Regions from separate parts of the Homo sapiens genome. Here region 1 is linked to region 2. Evidence: chromatin contacts called from ENCODE Hi-C or POLR2A ChIA-PET data. All regions are on one chromosome and are shown on one strand. Each heading gives the region's core, a stretch centred on a gene start or an enhancer-like site at or near the end of the contact. The rest is flanking DNA. Distances are from core to core; before and after follow the strand shown. Region 1 overlaps RPGRIP1 (RPGR interacting protein 1). Region 2 holds the start of METTL17 (methyltransferase like 17).

Region 1 (3,456 bases), core at 149-2,648, 320 kb before region 2:
AGTAAAAAAAAAAGAATGATCATAACAACAGCTATAATTAGTTGAGTAGTTGCTATGTGTTACTATGTGTTTCATTACCTGCCACATCATGATCATTATAATCATTTCACACATATTATCTCATTTAATCCTTGTAGCAAATATGAGAGGTAAGTTTTCGTTTTTGTTTTTGAGACAGTCTCACTCTGTTGCCCAGGCTGGAGTGCTGCGGCACAATCTTGGCTCACTGCAACCTCGGCTTCCCAGGTTCAAGCAATTCTCCTTCCTCAACCTCCCAAGTAGCTGAGATTACAGGTGCCCCCCACCACACCTAATTTTTGTATTTTAGTAGAGACGGGGTTTCACCATGTTGGCCAGGCTGGTCTCAAACTCCTGACCTCAAGCGATCCACCCACCTCAGCCTCCCAAACTTTTTTTTTAAATTTATTTTTTATTTTTTAAAAAAGGTCAAATAATCTTGAGAGAGAAAAAAATTGATCATATCAACTTGCTTAAAACCCTTTCACATAGCTCTCTGCTGTTTGTAGGATAAAGTCTAAATTCCTAGCATGTTCTGTCTTTAATGACAACGAGAAAAAAAATTCTTAGTGTGTCCTTCATGACCAGACCTGATGTTTCTCACCTCTGCTCTCATGGAAAGCCCCCTCTTCTCTTACACACTTATTAACACAAGCTAATCTTTTAGTATTTCAGTATTTAACTCACAAATCTATTCCTTTATTAATCCTTTTCTTTTTTCTTTTTTTGAGACAAAGTCTCACGCTGAGGTGCCGTATCGGGATCTCGGCTCACTGCAACCTCTGCCTCCTGGGCTCAAGCACTCAAGCAATCCTCCTGCCTCAGCCTCCATAGTAGCTAGGACTACAGGCACACATCACGATGCCTGTCTAATTTTTCTATTTTTGATAGAGATGGGGTTTCGCCATGTTGTCTGGGCTGGTCTCGAATTCCTGAGCTCAAGTGATCCTCCCTCCTTGACCTCCCAAAGTGCTGGGATTACAGGCTCCAGCCACCGCACCCAGTCATTAATCCTTTTCTGATCTGGCACTGTTAAAGGAGTTATTAAAAATAATTTTAGGCAGATAGAGAGGAAAAGGGGTCCTTGGAAAGTTTTCTCGTCCTTTAAAGCAGCTCCAGAAACGTTTTTTGTCTAGCAGGAAAGCCCTGGCTCTTACAGCCGGGAAGGCAACCTTTGATATGCAAATACAGGTCTTTAGAAACTGGGTCCACCCAAACATGGCGATTCCCGCCCTTGTCTTCCTGTCCTTTCCCCGACCTGTACCTGGCAACATGGCCACCCCCACATATCCCCACGTGTGTAGAACATCATGGCGCCCTTCATTTGCATATTAAAAGACTAGGGTAGGAGGGCCAGTTTTTTCCACAGGCTACATGAGTGACATGCCTGGTCAAACCAATCCCCTGAGCCCTATGCAAATCAGACACTACCTCCTCCTGCCTACTCATATAAGCAGCCACTTTTCCCGGCACATGAGGTCTCCCCTCTCTGCTTTGGAGTCCTTCTCCCTCTGTCTCAGTACAGGGGAGCTTCTTCCGTCTTTCTTCTCCCTTGTTTCTTGCCTATTAAACTCTCCGCTCCTTAAAGCCGCTCCACCTGTGTCCGTGTCGTTTTATCTAATTCGCGTGAGACAAGAGCCCTGGTGTTCCTCCACTTATCAGCCATATCAGCACCTCACCCACTGGTGGGTCTGACTACTCTCTCTTTTGTGTCCTGCCCATACCCTGCATAGGATAGTTGAATTTGTTTACTTGTTTTCTCACTCCTATAAACTCCTTGAAGGCAGTTTTTTCTTACTTACCCTTGGAATCTTTGTATCCCAGTGCTTTGCAATTCCTGGTACTGGATAAATATTTGTTCAATAAAAGGATGGTGCTGACCTTACTTTGACCCTTGATACTCTATTTCCACCAATCAGATGTTAGTTTCTAATGTGTGCTAATGCTAAATATACTTACCTTGAGGGCTGTTGTCAGGCTTAAAAAAGATCATGACTGTAAATATCTGGGACAGAGTACAGCTCACAGAAAGTGCTAATTAAAAGGCTAGTTTCCTTCCCTTCCCTGTGACTGCTTTTGGCTTCCTAATTTAATCACATTCTGGTTGTGGTCTTCGTAGGGGACCGTAACCCTTACACAAGTTAACTCCACTTTATTTCACCTTAGCAGGCAGAGCTTGAGCCTTCCTCTTAATAGAGAACTAATGGGAAATACTGGGAAAAGCATAGACTCCGAGTTGTGAGGCTTGGATTTGAATATCACTTATAAATTGTGTGATATCACTTATAAATTGTCTTTCTGAATTGTGGCTTCTCATATTTAAAATGGAGAAAATAATATGAATCTCTTAATTGGGGTTTCCCCCCACCAAGAAAGCACAGCTGATGATGGCAACTCACCTCTTGAACTTCTGTTAATTGTGCTTTTGTCATAACCAATGAAGCATTTCTTTCATGTAAGAGCTTCTTAAGTCGAATCAGCTCTACCTTCTCTTTAATGGAAGCTCTGCAGAGAAAGGCGCTAAATTATTCTGTCTGAACATGGATAGAATTAAAGACATTTTCTCCTTGACTATGCCCTAGTAAGAATACCTCCCTCTTGTCTCTTGCCTTCCCGTCTTACCCACACTAGAACACAAGTATGTGGTGTATGTACAGTCTAGTAAATAATCTCCTTTCTCCCATTTCTCATCACGCCAGCCAAGATTTGATAGAGATCACTAACCTTAAGCTTATGTTATGAGAAAAGATAATAACTACTTTTTTAAATGATGGTGTTCATAATTTCCCACAAACCTTGCAATGTCAAGCTAGGTCTCAGCCGTTTCCTTAGAGAAACCAGTGAGGTTTGAACGTGCTAGAAAACTTAAAAAGAAGATTATGAACCAGGCACCGTGGCTCACGCCTATAATCCCAGCACTTTGGGAGGCTGAGGCGGGCAGATGGCCTGAGGTCAGGAGTTGGAGACCAGCCTGGGCAACATGGCAAAACCTTGTCTTTACTAAAAACACAAAAGTCAGATGGGTGTGGTGGCATAAGCCTGTCATCCCAGCTATGGACACTGGGCAAGAGAATCGCTTGAACTGCGGGAGGCGGAGGTTGCAGTGAGCTGAAATCAGCTTAGGCAACAGAGTGAGATTCTGTCTCAAAAAATAACAATAGTGGCCGAGTGCGGTGGCTCAGGCCTGTAATCCCAACACTTTGGGAAGTTGAGGCGGGCAGATCACGAGGTCAAGAGATTGAGACCATCCTGGCCAACATAGTGAGACCCCATCTCTACTAAAAATACAAAAATTAGCTGGGTGTGGTGGTGCGCACCTGTAGTCCCAGCTACTCAGGAGGCTGAAGCAGGAGAATTGCTTGAACCTGGGAGGGGGAGGTTGCAGTGAGCCGAGATTGCACCACTGCACTCCAGCCTGGCGACAACAGAGTGAGACTG
Region 2 (3,546 bases), core at 177-2,676:
CAGTTCAGTACTATTTAGCAAGTATCTACTGAACTACTGTGAGCCAGGTACTGTGAGGTGTGCAGGGAATGCAAGATGAATAAATGGTAGTGTCAAGGAGCTCACAATCATGAAACTAACTTGATGAATTATATTTACCCTCTTATCCCAGAAGAGGGTTTCAGTACTGGGCAGGGACCATCCAGGGACTTTATTTTACCTGAATAAAAACTTAGAAGGTCCTAATCCAGTGGACTTGCAGAAAAAAATAAATATCTAGATTTTAACAGTATATTGGTAGCCAGGCGCGGTGGTTCATGCCTGTAATCCTAGCACTTTGGGAGGCCAAGGTGGGCGGATCACCTGAGGTCAGAAGTTCGAGACTAGCCTGGCCACCATGATGAAACCCCGTCTCTACTAAAAATACAAGTAGCCGGGTGTGGTGGTGCACGCCTGTAATCCCAGCTACTGAAGAGGCTGAGGCAGGAAAATCACTTAAACCCGGGAGGCGGAGGTTGCAGTGAGCCGAGATCGAGCATTACACTTCAGCCTGGGTGACAGAGCAAGACTCTGTCTCAAAGCAAAAACAAAACAACAAAACAAACAAACAAACAAAAAACAGTATACTGGGACATTCTGACCTTTACCTAAGCAATCTCTAAAATAATCTACCTTCTTTTAGTAAGGCATCATTGTAACAACTGCTGCTCTGGTTAGAAAGTCAAATAAGAGACTTCAGTATCTGAGAGATTGTAGAATTATTTCTTACTCTTCATTTCTAACCGATATTTCAATCTCGCCCACTTTTTAATTATTCTTAAGTCCTACCTGGGTTTTCCAGGAATTTTTTCTCAAGATGCCTAGCCCGTCTTTGCAACTCCTCTGGCTCTACAGGCAAATGTCTGCTCCAGAGATAACTGGTCAGTGTTTGCACCTGATTCTCCATAGTGGGCCCAGCGCTCCCTATGGGCCAAAGACGAAAAGCGGAATCACTTGCATGTAGGTCCAGTCCCGTTTCTTCTCGCTTTCCCGCCGTTACTCACCAAGTAGCAATAACTGGGCACCGTTAGCCAGTGCCTGTGGCAGCCGCACGTGCGGCAGCTTTAGGATGCCAGGGTGCTGGCGATGAGGCCTCTTCTGCAGGAAACCGGACTTGTTATCTACCTGGGTCACTCCGGGTACTAAGGCGGCGAGCGCCTGCAGGCAGAGAAAGGTAGGTTGATTTCCTGGCAGAAAGGAAAGTTGCTGGCAATCGCTAGGGCGGGGGCTGCCAGGAGCGCTCCTCCTCTGCGCGGAGATGTCTCTGCAGATCCAGAGTCTCTCCGACAGCAGGGAATGTAGGCACTCACCCGGGCCTGGGGAGCCACTCCAAGGCCGGGGCACCATCTTCCTAATGTCAGTAGACACTTCAGTGCCGCCGCCATGGCTCCGGAGGCGAACCGGAAACGGAAATACAGGTGCCTGTGACCCTCAGTCCCAACGCCGCAAGGAGCAGCCTTCGCAGAACTTCTCCCGACAGTTTCAGCCAACGAGAAGAGCGAGTGTTTGCCAGCAGCCAATAAGCAATGGTTATATAAATAATCCTTGAGGCAGAAACCGTGTTTGGGCCGACTTGAAGGCTGCGTTGGGCCTGGTCACCGGCCCCAGAAATCAAGAGGGTGGGGTGGGGCGGGGCGGGACGGGACGGGGGCGGGATGGGGTTGGGTGTGAGCGCGCCAGCAAAGACTGTTTCTGGGAGTACTGACTTCCTGTGTTCTTTGCATTCCTCCGCGGAGAACTCTGAGTCTTGGGTTGTTTCCCTGTGTGAAAAAGGGAGACTGCAGTAACGGAAAGAAGAGAAAAATCAGATTTAAGCGACTGAAGAAAACAGAAATTAATAGTTAAATGATTATTGAATAGTTAATAGTTTGATAAATATTAAACCTAGTTAATAGGTTTATTTATTTTTTTACATTTGTTAATTTCTCTTCAAATGAGACCAGTCTTCTTAGTAAGCTAACATAACACTTACTGAGAACACCTATGTGCTAGGTACTTCAGGGAAAAGGACTGATCCCCACTTCACAGAAAACATGGTTCTGACGGGGACCCTCCTGTGTCTGCTGCTACGTCAGAGTGTTTCCCCCAGGCCCAGGACTTAGACAGTAGCCGTCTGATTACCTGAGGTGCAGAATCTCAGGTGGGTCCAGCCACTATTGTGACGTGATAATATAGCATAGGGGAATGGTCTCCAGAGTCTGCAAGCTCATCAACACCTTCATTCACTAGAGCATCAGAAGGATAAATGGCATATGCAAGGCGATATCTACTTTCGGGACCTGACAGTGGACAACTGCTACCTCAGTCTCCGAACACTTGAGCTCACCCAGTGTGTGATTTCTGTGGGCTCCTGGCCCCCTAATTTCCGTTACAGGTTTAGGATGTTCTCCCAGCACATCCACTTGACCTGTGTGTGGAACCAGCCAGTTCATCTGGAGGGCTAGACTCCTGAGTCATCAGGCTAGGGCCTGATGATCTCAGGCCCCAGCGCCCTAATTGGACTTTCCTTCTGTGGTTCTCTACCTTATTCGACTTCTTCCCCAAATCTGCAGACCTCACCGACTGCAGCCTGCCAGCTCTCTCAGGGCTCCTCATCTCGGGGTGAGGTGGGGTGAGGAGACATGGGTGGACAGGGGGAGAAGGGCCGCTCTGCCTCTTCCAGGCGGAACCGCCCTTCCTGTAGATGAATGCATGGCCCACTGACACATCCTAGGCTGACACTTGCCTCTTTTCCAGCTTTTCCTCAGTCCTCCTTTTACCTGGGAATCTTTCCTGGGTGCTCAAAAGGGTCACCACAGTGACCTCTACCCCTCCAGTGAGAATGCTCACGTTCAGAGTCGTGATTCTGTGTGTGCCCTGGGCTGAGGACTCTGCCCTAGAGATATCTGAGGAATGGAACCATTAAATTAAATTGATACCTGTTGATATCTCTCCAGACTATTAAGTCCACAACCCAGGCCGTCTCAAAGGTTCTTACTCCTGAAGCCATCCCTCATTTTTTGTGCGAGTCTTGCCCAAATGCCAGGGTGCTGGCGATGGGGCCTATTCTTGCCCAAATGCACAGATAATTCTGAAGATTGGGCCATACTAGATGTGTGTGTTGGAAGATCTGCCAAGATTCTACTGTCAGCTAGTCAGAGCTCTTGAGTAAATCCCTCAGCATCTTGTCCTTATAATTCTATTCATATAGCTGAGATCATGTCACGGCTCCAAAAGCCACCATCCAAATTATGGGCATTTTCTGTCCATAAAACTTTGTGAAATGATTCCTTGTAGGAAATTTATCCAAGGGAATCACCAGATCTCAAGTACCTTCATAGTAGTTCAACTCCAACGCATAAGCCACCGCGCCTATGTAGGGGCTCCACACAATGTTTGCACTCCACACAATGTTTGCGCTCCAGGATAAGAGAAGGAGAGAAGGGAGAAAGGGATGCAACTTTCACCTCAATGGGAGTGAATGAATGGCCTCTTCAAACATGACCTGTCTGGGATTCTGAGTCATTCTAGTTCCCCTGCAACAGTAGG

Evidence for each region. A loop is a pair of places that touch in the nucleus more often than their neighbours do. ChIA-PET counts read pairs that join two places held with the same protein, here RNA polymerase II (POLR2A). Pooled maps may share reads with other maps.
Region 1: a loop to region 2 is called in a pooled map, with 6 times the contacts of the local background. The contact joins the enhancer-like site here to the promoter of METTL17 in region 2. A Hi-C loop is called at or near these places in 1 of 37 single-sample maps with no recorded cell type and 8 of 50 pooled maps. POLR2A ChIA-PET finds 5 or more read pairs at or near these places in 2 of 52 experiments (OCI-LY7 and Panc1).

The regions. Positions count from the first base shown.
Region 1 is chr14:21,306,798-21,310,253 of GRCh38, reverse strand. RPGRIP1 (RPGR interacting protein 1) reads right to left here. Exons shown (of 25, transcript NM_020366.4): 7 at 2,418-2,523. Among named protein-coding and RNA genes, the nearest start is that of RPGRIP1, 28 kb to the right of the region's middle. RefSeq lists enhancers at 861-1,020, 843-1,370. Within about 2 kb of position 1,398, at least 12 of the 41 ENCODE cell types and tissues checked have a DNase peak (open chromatin) inside an H3K27ac peak, as active enhancers do.
Region 2 is chr14:20,987,860-20,991,405 of GRCh38, reverse strand. METTL17 (methyltransferase like 17) reads right to left here and starts at 1,426. Exons shown (of 14, transcript NM_022734.3): 1 at 1,329-1,426; 2 at 1,023-1,176; 3 at 808-942. The coding sequence starts at 1,403. RefSeq lists an enhancer at 850-899 and a silencer at 1,650-1,779.